Regions from separate parts of the Mus musculus genome. Here region 1 is linked to region 2. The links are chromatin loops, found by intact Hi-C in ENCODE. Cell type or tissue: left cerebral cortex. All regions are shown on one strand.

What was found. A loop is a pair of places that touch in the nucleus more often than their neighbours do. Peaks named below come from ENCODE experiments on the same cell type or tissue, not always from the same donor. Only the 100,000 strongest peaks of a DNase experiment are listed, where the experiment ranks them.
Region 1: a loop joins it to region 2, with 2.4 times the contacts of the local background. A loop is called at or near these places in 8 of 42 quality-filtered maps.

The regions. Positions count from the first base shown.
Region 1 is chr7:100,795,860-100,803,859 of GRCm38, reverse strand. The region is part of intron 2 of Fam168a (family with sequence similarity 168, member A); the gene reads right to left. Among named protein-coding and RNA genes, the nearest start is that of Relt, 64 kb to the left of the region's middle. In left cerebral cortex, a CTCF peak has its summit at 4,844 (motif pointing right); a DNase peak (open chromatin) is centred at 4,838.
Region 2 is chr7:100,702,260-100,710,259 of GRCm38, reverse strand. It overlaps Fam168a (family with sequence similarity 168, member A), which reads right to left and starts at 3,625. Exons shown (of 9, transcript NM_001362169.1): 1 at 3,367-3,625. In left cerebral cortex, CTCF peaks have their summits at 3,482 and 4,055; DNase peaks (open chromatin) are centred at 2,528, 2,946, 3,696 and 3,942; H3K4me3 peaks cover 3,188 bases; H3K27ac peaks cover 2,353 bases.

The DNA.
Region 1 (8,000 bases), 94 kb before region 2:
ATGTGTCCAGTGGGATATTATTTCCCACTCTTGTAGTATACCTATCTGGTTTGGGCATCAAGGCAATACTGGCCTTAGAATGCATTAGCAAGTGTTCCTTTTCTGGCCTACATTTTGGCAGAGTTCGCTGTGTTCTCAGAGCACTCTTGCTCTTGTCTGAATACTTGGTAGACCTCAATCTGGTCTCCAGCTTACCTTCCAGGACATTTCTTTCCTTACTTTTTTTTTTTTTTTTTTCTTTTTTGGTTTTCGAGACAGGGTTTCTCTGTGTAGCCTGGCTGTCCTGGAACTTTGTAGACCAGGCTGACCTCGAACTCAGAAATCCACCTGCCTCTGCCTCCCGAGTGCTGGGATTAAAGGCGTGCACCACCACGCCCGACTACCTTCCAGGACATTTCTTGACAACTAATTATCTTTGTCAAAAGTCTATTCAGTTTTTCAGGGTGGTGTGGGGAACTGTTTTGTTATTTTGTTTTTAATTTTGTCATGAGTCAGTGTTGATAGTTTGTTCTCCTAGGAAATTGTCCATTTCACTTAGGTGTCTCAGATGACAACATACAATTGTCTCATAGCAAACTCTCATATGTCTTTTTATTTCTACACGACTGGCAGTAATATCCCCTGTATTTTTTTGGAGACAGGATCTTATGATGTACCTAAAGCTAACCTTAACTCACCACCACCCTGCCACAGATTCCAAACGTTGGGATTACAGGTATATATCTCCATGACCTGATTCTTTAAAACAATATTTCATGTGCATGAATATTTTGCCTGTATGTGTTGCACCATGTGCATGCACTGCCTGAGAAACCCAGACGAGGATGTTAGCTCAGGTTACCTAGAAATGCGTTACAGATGGTTGTGGGTGACTGACCTCAGCTCCTCTGCAGGAGAGTCTTAACCATTGAGATATCTCCCCGCACCAATTTTCCTAATCTTTTTTAAAAAATGATTTATTTTTGTTTTATGTGCACTGGTGTTTTGTCTGTATGTATGTCTGTGTGAGGGTGCTAGATCCCCGGAAATGGAGTTACAGACAGTTGTAATTCACCATGTGGGTGCTAGGAATTGAATCCAGTCCTCTGAAAGAGCAGCCAGTTCTTTTAACCACGAGCCATCACCTTGCCAGCCCCCAAGTCTACTAACCTTTTTAAAAGACTTTTTTTTTGCTAGATTTTCTCTCTATTCTATTTTCTATTTTCTGCTCTATTTCATTGATGCCAGTTCCAATTTTTATATCTTCTCTTCTACGTATTTAAGTTCCACTTCTCTTCTCTTTGCTAGTGAGTGAAGGTGAACCACTGGATTTTTAGAGCCCTGGCTTTCCCCAAGGAGGCATCACAGTCCACTGGAAGAGCAGGCGCTACACCATTCACCAGGCATTAGGTCACAGACTAGCCTTTCCCTTAAACCTCAGGAACACATGTCCTGTATGACAGGCTAGAAAACTGGAAGAATATTCAAAATTCTAAAGGCTGTATTCAAATTACACGCAAATATTTTGCGAAGTTGTAGGTACTTTTTTGTTTGTTTGAGACAGGGTCTCTCTGTCATCCTGGGTGCCTTGGGGCTCACTATGTAGACCAGGTCGGCCTCAAATTTACAGAGATCTTGCTGCCTGTGTAGTAGGTACTTTTGGGGATTCTTTTTTGTTTGTTTCTTTTTGTTAAAGATTCCCTGTTGCAATGCTCATGGAATTTAAGACTATAGTGAAAAAATCAATTGTGGGCTGGTAAGATGGCTCAGTAGTTAAAAGCACTTACTGTTCTGGGCAGAGGACCTAAATTCCCTGTTGCAATGCTCATGAGATAGGTTCTACCATTATTTTTGTTGCACAGATGAGAAAAATAGCTAGAAAAACAAATTTACAGTTTGGGCTACACAAGTTTAAGGCTAGCTCGAGCTATAGCACAAGATCCCATCTTAAAGACAAAATCAGAGAGTGAGACAGAAACTAATTTACCTGCCTAAGCATTGTGGTTGCTGCTGTGGACCGGGTAATTCATCACTCACTCTCAACTAATTTTGCTGTGTCTGTCCTTGCTCTGAGGCTAAAATACTCCTTTCTCGGCTCTTCTAAAGCCCAGGAAAGCCATGTAACTTAGTTCTGACCAATGACACAAAAAAATTCTCCTGGGGGAATTCTGTTAAGTCTTTGTTTTATTAGTGACAGGGAGAGCCATTTATATCCCTCTATATCCTTAAAAAAAATTTTTTTACTATTATTCTTTGAATGTATATGGATGTTTTGTTTGCATGTATGTTAAGTATGCTTGCTGCATGTGGCCTGGTGCCTGTGAAGGCTAGATTTGAACCCCTGGAATTGGAGCTACAAACAGTTGTGAGCTGCCAGGTAGGTGATGGGTGCTGAGAACTGAACTTAGGTCCTCTGGAAGAGTAGCTATTCACTTAACCACTGAACCATCTCTTTAATTGCAACTCTTTAAAAAAACAAACAAACAAACAAACAAACAAACAAGCCACCACCACCAACAAACCCCACAAAACTTAATTACACAAAACACACAATGCCAAGAGTTATTGTAGTTATCTCAGATCAAGAGGAAAAAGCTGAAAGTCATGAGAGTATTGATTTTGAAATCATTGGCCTATCTAATAAGTCAATGCTACCTGCACTAATGTCACCTCTAGACTTGCAGGGATATGTGTGCTGGGACTGGGACTACCCAGGGCCTTGTACAGGCTAGACAAGCCCTCTACTTTTTACTTATTTTTAGACAGGCAGATTCTTGGGGGTTGGTGGCCAACCAGAGTGGCCTACTTGGCAAGTTCCAAGTAGGTGAGAGATTACCTCAAAAAAACAAGGTTGTAACTCCTGAAATATGAAACCTAAGGATGCCCTCTAGCCTCTATATACACACATGGAAGCATGAAGACTGACTGTCTCTCAAAATGAATAAAATGGGAAATCTTGCACTGTGTATGTTTTCCCATGATGACTTTTCTTTTAAGTATACTTATGCTAGGCATGGTGGCGCATGCCCATAATTTTAGGATTTAGGCTACATAGGAAAACTGATTCTCAAAGGAAAAAGTTTTCTGTGGGGGAGGTCTCTGCAAACACCAGGATTGGTAGAGTAAAATCCGCAGGAGGCAAGGACAATTGGTTTAACATAACTCAGTAGCCAGTGTTGTATCAAACTTCTACAGCAGCAGTTCTCATCCTATGGTTGAGACTCCAAAAGGGTCACATATCAGACATCCTGCATATCAGATATTACCATTCATAACAGTAGCAAAATTACAACTATGAAGTACCAAAAAATAATTTTATAGTAGGGGTTTACCACAACATGAAGAACTGTATTGAAGGGTCACAGCACTAGAAAAGCTGAGAACCACTGCTCTAGAGTCTGACACCGGCAATTTATTTTAGCCATATTTAAGCACAGTGCAAGTTTTGGAAAGAAGTTTCCTGGTAACAATCATCACAATAAAGCTAAAAGCATAACTACCTCAAAACTATTCTGTAAAGTACATTCCATCTCTTCCCTATGAATGGGCTCTGTAGCTTACGGGCCTTGGGGAGGATCTGGGGTTATCACAGAGGTCACCAAGCTACAAAGAAGATGTGACATCTCTCCTAAGGAAGGCTTCTATTGACTGAGAAGTGATGCTCAAGATAAGGGCCTAGGGAGAAAGAGTCTGGGATAAACCTAACAGTCTGGGGATTGAGGCTGGAGTGGGCTCCTCTGATAGCACAGAGCACCAGCATCCACTCCCAGCTTTCTCGGCAGAAAACAGGTATCCATTTCTTCCACTGAAGAGACAACCCTGTGTGTCTAATATTCCTGGTTTCTTTATTGCTTATCTTTGAACAAGGACCTAGTACCCTCTACAGGTTTCTTAAACCTTTTACTTATGGTGACTCTTATAAGCTGAAAGAACCTGAAAATGTTGCTTAGCTGAAACTAAAAAACATGAGTAAGCAACTAAATAAATACATGAAAAATGATAACAGCACTTACCTGAAAAATTGCAAATGAAGACAATGTTTATAAAATACCTTGTCACCTTAATGATAATAACTAATGGTAGTTATTACTGTAATAACTAATCGCAGCAATGATTAATGTAAACTAATGATAGTGACATCCAAATGTTATTGCTTTTTATTGTTTTATTTATTTTAAAAAGGTTTATTTATTTATGTGTATGAATATTTTGCCTGCCTGTATGCATGTTTACTGCCTAGGAGTCTGGTGCCCCAGGGGCCTGAAGAAGCTGCAGGATCACCTGGAAGTAGAGCTACGTGGTTACGAGTTGCCATATGGGTGCTGAAGTATGAACCCAGGTCCACTGTAAACACAGATAGTGCACTTACTGCTGAGACATCTCTCCAACCTTATTGCGTGTGTGTGTGTGTGTGTGTGTGTGTGTGTGTGTGTTGGCTCATATGTGACACAGAGAATGTGGTGAGTGTGCGCACATAAGAAGTGGGGAAGAAAGGAGAGATGGGGGGAGGGGACACAAACAAGAGAGAGCAGAAAGAAGACTAAAAAGGCCATCATGGTGGTACATTCCATTAATCCCAGGTTTCAAGAGCCAAAGCCAGACAAATGGGCTAATTAGGTCTATACAGAGTTTGATACCAGCCAGAGCTACACTGTGAGACCCTGTCTTAATTAAAAAAATAAATAAAATAATAAGAGAAATTGAAGACTCTGATCACCAGAAGAGTTACAGAGAGCTATCAACTCCTCAGAGCCAACGGTCACATAATCTAGGCTGAGAGATACAAGACTAGCAGCTGCTAAGGACTAAAGGTCCTAGTATGGGCGCTGGCACACCTACAGAGCTAAAGTCTACATGAAGACTATAACACTAGAGGGTGCTAACTGCTTCTTCCTGAATTCTGCTCCTGTTCCTGGTTGCATGCAGAAGAGAGAAACGTCTTATCAAGGTCAATATTTTCTGATCTGAGAAGGTTAGGGTGGTACAAACCAAAGACTGCTAGAATAAAAGAACTTTTAAGGGAAAATAAGGTAATGTGCTCAATTTTAAAGTAAGTTGAGCAATGTATGAGACAGTCACGGAGATGTTGGAAAGATAGCTAGGATAAATAAATCAGAAGCTCAAAGGAAGTGTCTACCACACTATAGGTCAGTATTTAGATATCAACTGTGCCTTCAGGCAACACCAACTTTCAATAGGTGAACAGAGAAAACCCTGAAAGGAAACTACAACTCAGAAACAGCAGAAGAAGTAGAAGAAAAACAAACAAAAGTAAACAGAAATTTCGTAGCAGATTAAAGAAAAGCAAAGGAAGCTTGCTTTAAGGAGGAGGAAGGAAGGAAGAGGCAAGTGAGATGGCTCAATGGGTAAAGACACTTGTCACCATGCCTGAAGAAGACTTGTCACCAAGCCTGAAGACCTGAGTTCAATCCTGGGAAGGAGGAAGGCAGTTCCTGCAAGCTGTCCTCTGACACACATGAATGCTCTGATGTGTGCCCCACCACAACAAATGTGTTCAAAAGGGATGCTTTATGCTTTTTCAAAAAATAAAAGAGGGAGGGAGGGAGGAAGGAAGGAAGAGGCAAGTGAGATGGCTCAATGGGTAAAGACACTTGTCACCATGCCTGAAGACTTGTCACCAAGCCTGAAGACCTGAGTTCAATCCTGGGAAGGAGGAAGGCAGTTCCTGCAAGCTGTCCTCTGACACACATGAATGCTCTGATGTGTGCCCCACCACAAAAAATGTGTTCAAAAGGGATGCTTTATGCTTTTTCAAAAAATAAAAGAGGGAGGGAGGGAGGGAGGGAGGGAGGGAGGGAGGGAGGGAGGGAGGGAGGGAGGGAGGGAGGAGGAGGAGGAGTTAGGGAAATATCTCAAGGCAGAGTGCTTGTCCTGGGTCTGACCTCAGCAATGCACAGGTCAGAGCATATGCCTGCAATCCCAGTTCCATGGAAGTGGAGGCAAGAGAATCAGGATGAAATTCAAAGTCATCCCTTGAAGCCTCAGACACAGGAAAACATCCTACCTCTTCTTCCCCCGAAAAAAAGAAAGAAAAGAGGAAAGACTTAAAAGGAAGGAGGCATTAAGGGTATCAACTGGCATAGAAGCATCAAGTTAAGATGAAGTCTAAAACCAGTTCATTAGATTGAGCAATAAGGAAAGCACCCATAACTACAGTACAAACCGTTCATTCCATCAGCTTCTTCTTCAGTGAAGTTGAAAAAGGTAAGTGACCTGAGGGGTCTTTTCTGAACAGAGGAAACCAGCTTCATCAAAAGAGTGTTAGCAACTTCAGGGGTTTGAATTTGATTTCCTGGCTCATCTGAGATGCTAATCACTGTGGTACCCAAAATAGCCACATATTCCATAGCAGTAAAAGCATTTACTTTGTAATTTTTAAAAAAATCTGTGATTAGTTTAGGTCCTGCTATATAGATAGTATGACCTTGAAGCTGATCCCCCAGTTGTTTCTCTTGGAAAGTAAGCGCTGTCGCTCTAAAGCTGTTTTCAAATTAAATGAGAAAACCTTGGGGGAAGTTCTATGTAAAGAACAGAGCACCGGACAGGGGAAATGGCTGAAGGTAAAGTGCTTTCTTTGCAAGCGTAAGTACCTGAGTTTGGAACCCACATAAAAATCCAAATATGACTATATGTTGTTATCCCACTCTGGGGCGGTGGAGACAGGAGGACTGACTCCTGGGATCTGCTGACCAGCCAGTCTGACTGAAAATCAGTGAGTTTGTCTAAAAATCAGAGAGCCTGTCTCAGAAAATAAGGTAGTGAGCAGGTAAGGAGGACAACCAACATGGATGCACACCCTCATCACACACACACATGAAGTATAGCAAGTATAGCTATCAGATACTCTTAAAAACAATTCCAGGAAATCAAGAGGGACAGACCGACACAGAAAGACAGACAGGCAGAGAACTGAGCAGGGATCTGGCCGCTGAAAAGACTATTTTTTAGTCATATGTTTTAGACATATCAGATCATTTATTGTCTCTGTAGGCTGACAGCTTTATTAATATTATCAAGGTTTTCTAGCTGATAAACTGATACACCTTTTTTGCTTGTTTGAGGCAGGATCACTATGTAGTCCTGGCTGCCTCGTTAGTGAAAAAAAGAAAGAGAGAAATGGGGAGTTAGGAATGTCAGATTGTGGATTTTGTTTTGTTTTCTTTGGATGCTGGTTTTTTGTTTTTTTGTTTTTGGTTTTGTTTTGTTTTTAGTTTTATTTTGGAGGTGGGGAGGAAGTCATAAACTTATAGCTATGGCTGGCCTTGAACTCTCAATCCTGCTGCCTCTACCTCCAGAATATAGAGATTATAGGTATGTGCTACCATACTCAGCTAAAGTATTTGTAACATTTGGACATGTTGTTTGCTACAGTCTGAAACCAGAAAATTCATAGGGCACTGTAACTGGTTTCAGTCAGCATAAGAGTGGGAAGTACCCAGGACAGAATATGGGAAAAGGAAGATGAAACGTTAGTTATTAACTTGTGGTAGCGAGACAGTGAATATACAGCACAATGCCCAGCTCCAACCCAGATCATTTCTACAGATCACTAAATTCTCCATCTTTTCATTTATATAATGGTAAGGTAAAGGCTTCATACATTCTTAAGTCTTGAAATTATTTTCTAAATGAGATTGGGACCCACAGAGCAAGTTGATAGCAGACACAGTTACATTAACTACTCTTTGCCCCCTTGTGAAGAAAAATTCTGTCTTAGGGTTTTCATTGCTGTAAAGAAACATCATGACCAAGGCAACTTTCATAAAGGACAAATTTTAATAAGGGCTGGCTTACAGGTTCTGAGGTTCAGTTCATTATCATCACGGCAGGAAGCATGGCAATGTCCAGGCAGACATGGCACTGGAGGAGCTGAGAGTTCTACATCTTGTTCTGAAGAAACAGGAGAAGACTACTGTCTTCCAGGCAGCAAGGAGGAGGGTCTCAAAGCCCACTCCTACAGTGACACACTTCCTCCAACAAGGCCACACTTATTCCAACAA
Region 2 (8,000 bases):
TTGGGCTCCTCATTTTCCCCAGGCTACCAAACCTTCCACCTGTTCTCCACTTGTTACCAGTGTCTGCTTCACAACTGCCCAGGTGAACCATTACTGTTGGAAAAACAAATCCATACAAACAGTTCTCCCACGTGATTTCTCTTTATTATTTTGAGGTTCAAAAACCAGGGCTTTAACATGAACAGCCAGCCCATCTCCAGAGCATGCCTGCAAATCCACAAAAGCAAGGTCTGGACCCCAGAGTAAAGTTATGAGGGGAAATGCTCTCATTGGTTAGATTACACACTCAATGAATTATAGGCAACTGCTCAAGCTTGAGTTTGTTTGGGTTTTTTGTTTGCTTGGTGGTTTGGTTTGGTTTGGTTTGGGTTGGGTTGGTGGTTTGGTTTGGTTTGGTTTGATCTGGTTAAAATATAGAAAGCATCCTTTAAGGGCTAGAGAGATGGCTCAGTGGTTAAGAGCACAGACTGCTCTTTCAGAGGTCCTGAGTTCAATTCCCAGCAACCACATGGTAGCTCACAACCATCTGTAATGAGACCTGATGCCCTCTTCTTGTGTGTCTAAAGACAGCGGCAGTGTACTTACATATAATAAATAAATCTTTTTTAAAAATGACATTTCTGGATCACAGGGCCCCCAATGGAGGAGCTAGAGAAAGTACCCAAGGAGCTAAAGAGATCTGCAACCCTATAGGTGGAACAACATTATGAACTAACCAGTACCCCAGAGCTCTTGACTCTAGCTGCATATGTATCAAAAGATGGCCTAGTTGGCCATCACTGGAAAGAGAGGCCCATTGGACTTGCAAACTTTATATGCCCCAGTACAGGGGAACGCCAGGGCCAAAAAGTGGGAGTGGGTGGGTAGGGGAGTGGGGGGGGGGTATTGGGGGACTTTTTGGATAGCATTGGAAATGTAAATGAGGAAAATACCTAATTAAAAAAAATTAATTCAAAAAAAAGACATTTCTAATTCCATGGATAATCCACCCTCTAAATGGGCATTTTTATGTGTTCGATTATAAATACCAAGAAAAATGCTTTGCTTTCTAGCTGAACACTAAAACGTTAACAGAAAAAAGAAAGTATTTTTAATTCCCATTGAGATCAATTTTATCTCCTTTCCATTTCTCCTCTTTTTTCCCTAGACTACACTCTAATCAACAGCCACGTCAAGTTTAACATATTAGAGTTAATGAAATTAAACCTGAAAACAGTCTTCCTGAAGACATACCCTCCTTACATTCCTCTGAGCCTTCCAACCCCAAGAATAAACTCATCGACAACCTTTACATCAAATTTCTGATGAACAGATGCAGTTATTCTCTTATGCAGTGTGCCTACATCAACAGCATCCTCTTAACAACAAAATATGGTTGCATGTTACACTTTTTATTCACACCTGACAGAATTCTGATCACCTGAATTTCTCTAGAAGAAAATTCAATTTGTAGAAACAGCCCAATTATTTAAAAGCTTATCATGTCAAGAGAATCGAATGAAAAATTCCATCAGTACCAAACCATCTCACCAAAGAATGAATATTTATTACATTTCTATATTTCCTGTCTTCTCTCTGTTTACATAAAGTGATGGTGCCAAGACTCATCTCAGGATTATTAGCCTGCAATACAATGATGGGCCTAATTGCCTTGCAAACCAGGACACCAATAAATGGAGACTTCAAGCAATCAATTTTATTGGGGGGAGGTGGGGCTTGCTAACCTCTTTCTGCATACATGCACCTTGCCTGCCTAGAAAATAAATTCAGTCTTCCTATTTTTCAGTCTCATTAATCAGTTCTCAAGCAAGAATGCACCCTTAACAACCTCAAGTTCATCAAAGTCTATTTAAATTCCAAATTCCGGGACTAGTTTCAGTTTACCAGGGGGAGGGGGAAAGGAGAAAGCAGAGACAGTTTCACCTTCTCCCACCTTTGCTTTGAGAGCCCCCAACTTTCCCTTTTTGACATAGGAACTGCAAGACTCCCCACTCTCCCTTAATTCTACCTTAAATGGCTCTCTCATAACTTTACCCTTGGGGCTGCTATTTCCAGACAATTCCAACGTAAAACAAAAAGGTCAAATTGATAGCATGAGATATCCTCTAGGAGAATCTTTAATGTACCTTCTCTGTCCCCTGTGAAGACCCTTCTAATGGTCTTGTTATTACTGTCTCTCACCCAAGCAGCTGATGTAAATGTTCTAACCCCTAAACCTCTGGTGTGTCTTGGAGGACATCTTAATCCTTCCTTTCCTAAATAAACTGACCCACTCCATCCCCGCTGCCACCTCACCACAGGTAACCAGCTTATCACAGACATTTCTTCTGCAAAACTGGCAGAGAGACATTTTCTTTATGATACCATCCACTAACCTTGCTCGACACCTGCCAGAATTATTTTAGTTGAGTCCAGCTGAGTAGTCTGACATATCCTCTACCTCCAACTTCCGCTCAGGGGAGCCACCTTGTTCCTTCCAGAGACTCTAAACTCATCCTAAATCCTTTTCCACTGAGCCCTCATCCCCAATTTCAATCCCTGTCTTCCTATTTGGGGCCCAACTTACAATTCACTCCCTCCTGTCAGCTTACCTCATCCATCCATCTCCTGTAGTTGGAGGTCTCATCACTACCAGTCCAAATTCAAACCTCCAGCAGCAGCCTACCTCAAGAAAACCCCAAACAATTCCTACCTCTTCTGTTCTCTCCAAGCCCTATTTCCGTAAGTATTCACAAATTCCATCATCCCCAGAAGACAACAGCCCATTTCAAGCTGGGGTCTCAACCCATGCCAAAGCCCTCACCCCCAGCTCCTACCATCTCCATCTTCCTTCCCCAGGTCCACCCCAAGTCCCACCTTCCAAAATTAGCACTCCCTAGAGTCCCATCCAACGTTTATATCCCACTGGCATTGAAATCATCTCCTTAGCCCCCACCCCGCTCTGATCACAAGCTGTCAACTGCTTCAGGCCAACCCCAAATCATCACCTTCATTCAGTCCCATCCCCCATTAAAAGACATCCCACTCCAATCTCACCTTCCACCTCGCCCCAAGACAATCCCAAATTCCACCTCAATACCCTACACACCCCATGCTCCTATCCCTGGTCTGGTTATCCCTCCATGTAAAGTCCTACCCCCTCACCCCCCTCCGCTACCCTCCCTGACCTGCTGCTGTCCCACCCTCACCCCACTCCCAGCCCGCGTACGGACAAGTCTCCCCCACCAGCCCGCCGTTCCATCGCCACCTCGGTCCCCTCCCCCAAGCCGGCGCGGGGGCCCTACAGCCCCCACCCTCGTTCTCCCCGGCGCCACCAGCCCTGGCTCCACGGGAGCGGGCCGGGGGGCGGAGGGGGGGTCTCCTCACCGGCGAGCTGCTGCAGACGAAAACCGCGGCGGCCGCAACTGAAGCGGCGATGCCCTTGTCTTCTCTGGAGGCTACAGCGGCGACGCTCTCGTTCCCTCGTCCGTGTCCAGTAGGGTGGTGGATGGCGCGCAGGGACGGGAGCCTCCTCCTCCTTCTCCTCAGCTACTCAGATCTGAATCCTCTGCAGTAGCCGCGGAGAAACCCGACAGTGGGGGAAGGGGACGCTCGGCTGCAGGCAAGAGAGGAGGAGGCGGAGGGAGGGGGCGGGGGACCGCTGAGAAGGGCGGGGGAGGAGGAGTCGGCGCGCTGTCCCGACACGTCCCACAGCCTCCGAGCTCTTGAACTACAACTCCCGGCATGCTCTGCCACGGCCCTGCGCGGCCTGGTTCTCCCAACCCTGCTCCGGTCCTGGACCGCACCCTCTTGGGTCACAGACAATGGACTCCCACGGGCTTTTGTAAACTCAAAGGCCTCTTGGGAGGGAAGTTGGATATTTCCGCAGCCTCATCTCCATGAAGCAAAACAACCTACACATGCACTCTTTTCCGCCCAAGGGACTACACCTCCCAGCATGCCGCACACAGTTTCCCATTCTCTCCTTCCGGACCCCTCTCAGACCCGGTACTACAGTTCCCAGGAGTGTGGTCCTTGCGAAATGCTGGGACATGCAGTTCTCAGTCCTTCCTCCATGTTAAGAAAAAAAGAAGTGAAAGAGAGAAAAAGGGGAAGGACTATTCCAACCCACTGAGCTTGGGCCTAGATTGGCTACATCACCTGTAATTCTGTACTCTCCTCGCCATCTCCGTTGTCACTGTCTCGCCAGAACTAATGCTGCATCAGCTTCCCTGGCATCCCTGAAAATCAGAGGACAAGTCTGCAACTTAAATCCTCATGTAAAAAGCACATTTGTTTACATTTACATTACTTATAAGTATTTAATCTAAAAAGATTATCAAAAATTTTTGGAAAACAATGCCCACGGTTATTATAGGAGGTTGTTGAATATGAGTTGAGAAGGATGTAGATATTCATCAATAGAGGGCTGATTTAATAAATAGTGATGTATGTATTCAACGTAATGCTAAGCAGCCATTTAAAATGATGGTAAATATCTTTAGACATGAAAGGCTTTTCACAATTTCTTGTCAGAGGGGCAAATTGATAGCAAAAACAGCAAGATTAGACAGGTTCGATTTATTTGAAGTTCGAGGATATAAAAGCGTAAAGATTTCAGTGAAGAGATTCTCCAAAATGTTATCAGTGATTATCTTAAAGAAAGAATTGTTAGGTTTCAGGTTCCTCTTATCTTTTATACTGTCTGAATTGTTTAAGGAAGCACACACCGTTTTTTAAACATAAAAGGTTATTTCATATGCATACACACACACACACACACACACACACACACACACATGCTTGCACGCACACACACAGATACAGCTATAGATATTCCAAATACAACAACCTCTTGATTTCCCACCTACAAACTTTCCTTGGGTCTTGTTTACCTAAACAGTGTTTCAGGACTGTGTGTCTACCTTTCTGTAAATCCCACTATTAAAATAATGGTAGTTGTGTACTGTATTAGTTACTTCTCTGGTTGCTGAGACAAAATACTTGATAAGAGCAATTTAAGGAAGGAAGGAAGGAAGGAAGGAAGGAAGGAAGGAAGGGTTTACTGTAATTTACAGTTTTATCTTAGGGAAGATAAGTGTCAGGTCCAAAAGAAATTCAGGACAAATAGTGACCTGTGGTGCCTGGCTATTAGCATACCAAAGAGCATTCTGACCTCCATGCACCGCTTAGTGATCCCTCAGTTTCATAAGAACCTGTTACAGACTCCTTGGCTCTAACATGACCCTAAATTTCTTCAGTTCATGGGCTTCCCCCCCCCCCCCCGGCTTCTCATTATCCTATAACCCTAATATTTGGGCTCTCTTGGCCTCCTCTCTCTTGCCCCTCTTTCTTGGTAAGCTCTTTCTCTTTCTTTCCCTGCCCCACCTCATAGCCAAGTCCATTCTGTTGGCCATGTTCATTCTACCACTCTTCTTTCTGCTCTGGATTCTTCCAGATGCCTCGAGCTGAACTCTCCCTCAGACCTACAGTAAAATCTCCCACTGAGCCATAGCACAGAACTATTACGTCATCAGTGTAAGCAGTAAGGCCCCAGGAGCAGGTCACGTGAGAGGGAGATGCTTGTTCTCTCTTTCATTCCATCTAAGAACCCCATCCCGTGCACTGCCCATATTTAGGGTAAGCCTTCCCACCTCAGTCAGCCTAATCTAGATAATCCCTCCGACATGCGTAGAGATCTGTTTTTCCACAGTAATTCTAAATCCCATCAAACTGACAAGATTAGCCATCACAACTACAATTTATGGAAGAACATAAAGTTAGCAAGGAGCTCTCAATCTCTCTTCCCAAATTATCTCTTTTCGGGGACCTTCTCTCTCTGCTCCAGACAAAGTTTCCTATAGCCCAAGTTTAACTGGAACTGGCTCGATAGCCAACGCTGGACCTGAAAGCCTTGAAAGCCTGACCCGCCTTTCTTGGCTCTCCAGGCATGCGCCATGTTCCCAGCTGCCTCTTCCTACTCATTCTCAAGGCCAAAGCCAAAGGTATACCTTCCATAGAGCTCATTTTAGACGAAGTGATTTTCCTTATATCTTAATTCTTTTTTTTTTTTTTTTTTTTTTTTTTTGGTTTTTCGAGACAGGGTTTCTCTGTATAGCCCTGGCTGTCCTGGAACTCACTCTGTAGACCAGGCTGGCCTCGAACTCAGAAATCCGCCTGCCTCTGCCTCCCGAGTGCTGGGATTAAAGGCGTGCGCCACCATGCCGGGCATATCTTAATTCTTATCTTGGTGGTTTCTAATCTGAAGGTCAGAGGTCCTTGTGTTCCCGGTACGTGAAGATAAGGGATCAGGATTATGATAAAGGGTCTGAAACACTCTACCTCACAAATCATTGTTTGTGGAATAAATAGGATGTATTTGCACCTAAAAAAAAAAAAAAAAAAAAATTTTTTAGCCAGGTGGTTGGTGGTGCACGCCTTTAATCCTAGCACTTGGTAGGCAGAAGCAGGCAAGTCTCTGGTTTCAAGGCCAGCCTGGTCTACAGAGTGAGTTCCAGAACCCTGTCTCCCCGCCCCCCCAAGTCAACACACCCACCCACCCTGCCAGGCAGGTCTGGAGAGATGGCTTAACAGTGAAAGGTACTAGCTAGGCAAGCCTGACACCCAAGTTTAATTTCCAGAACCTACCACGTAAAAAGCCCATGTGGAGGTGAGCACAGCCCTCACACATCAAGATGAGAGGCAGAGATGGGAAATCACCCAGAAGCTCCTGGGCCCAGGAGCCTAGAGTACAAAACACCATAGCAGAAACTACAGAGACCTTGCCTCAGGAAGATGGGTAGAAAGAACAGACTCTCCAGTCTCTGAGGTGGGGGTGGGGGAGGGGGATAATTTGGTTGGTTCGTTGGTTAATTTTTGGTTTTGTTTTTTGCCATGATGAACATCAAACTTAGGGCTTCATATATACTAATTCTACTGAGCAACAACCGCTCTAATTTTCTAAATTGAATTTTCTTCAAGATAGACCCTTTTCCGTTATTCCAATGGTAAGGAAAGCTTTTCATGTGTTTTTAGGCTAGTGAAATAGATTCTTTTCTCTAGTGCCAGGTTTTGTGGCATGCGCCTGTAACATCAGAACCCAGGAAGTAATGTCAGAAAACTTGAGAATTCATTGTCAGGCTATATAGAGAAAAGCATTATTTCAAAGAAGAAAATATAAAATAAGAGCCAGGAGCACAATGGGGAGGTGGAAAGAAATGGGGCAGAGTTCAGGATCAGCTTCTACTACATAGCAAGTCTAAGGCCAGCCTGGGCTACATGGACCCTGTGCCAAAAGAAAAACAGAATCAAATTTTCTTTCTTTCTGTTTTTAACTTTTAACTTTTTCTTTCTTTCTTTCTTTCTTTCTTTCTTTCTTTCTTTCTTTCTTCCTTCCTTCCTTCCTTCCTTCCTTCCTTCCTTCCTCTCTCTCTCTCTCTCTCTCTCTTTCTCTCTCTCTCTCTCTTTCCTTTCTTTCTTTCTCTTTTTTTTGACTATGAGTGCTTTTGCCTGAATATGCATGTGCACCATGTGTGTGTCCAAAGAGGGTATTATTAGATCCCCTGGAACTGGAGTTACAGACATCTGTAAGCTACCATGTATGTTCTGGAGACCCAAGTCCTCTAGAGAGCAAGCAGTGTTCTTAATCTCTGAGCCATCATTGCAGCCACAACACTTCTGTTTTCTCTATTTCATTAGACAAGTAAGGCAGAACACTGTGGCACCCCTTTAATCCTAGCATTCAAGAAGCAGGGGCAAGCAGATACCTGAGCCTGGGCTACAGAGCAAGTTCTAAGACAGAGCTACACAGAGAAACCCTTCCTCAAAAAATGAAGCAGAGAGGTAAGCAGACTCCTCAAACAGCTCTTTTTTCTTTATTGATGTTTATGGATTATTGTTTCAGCCATTATAGGTCTTTGTGTTGATTATTTCTACTCAAAGGACTTTCCCCAGGGGCCAGCTTTGCAGTGTTCAGTGTTATTGACAAAGACAGGATCATTCACTCTGCTTTTCCATCCATA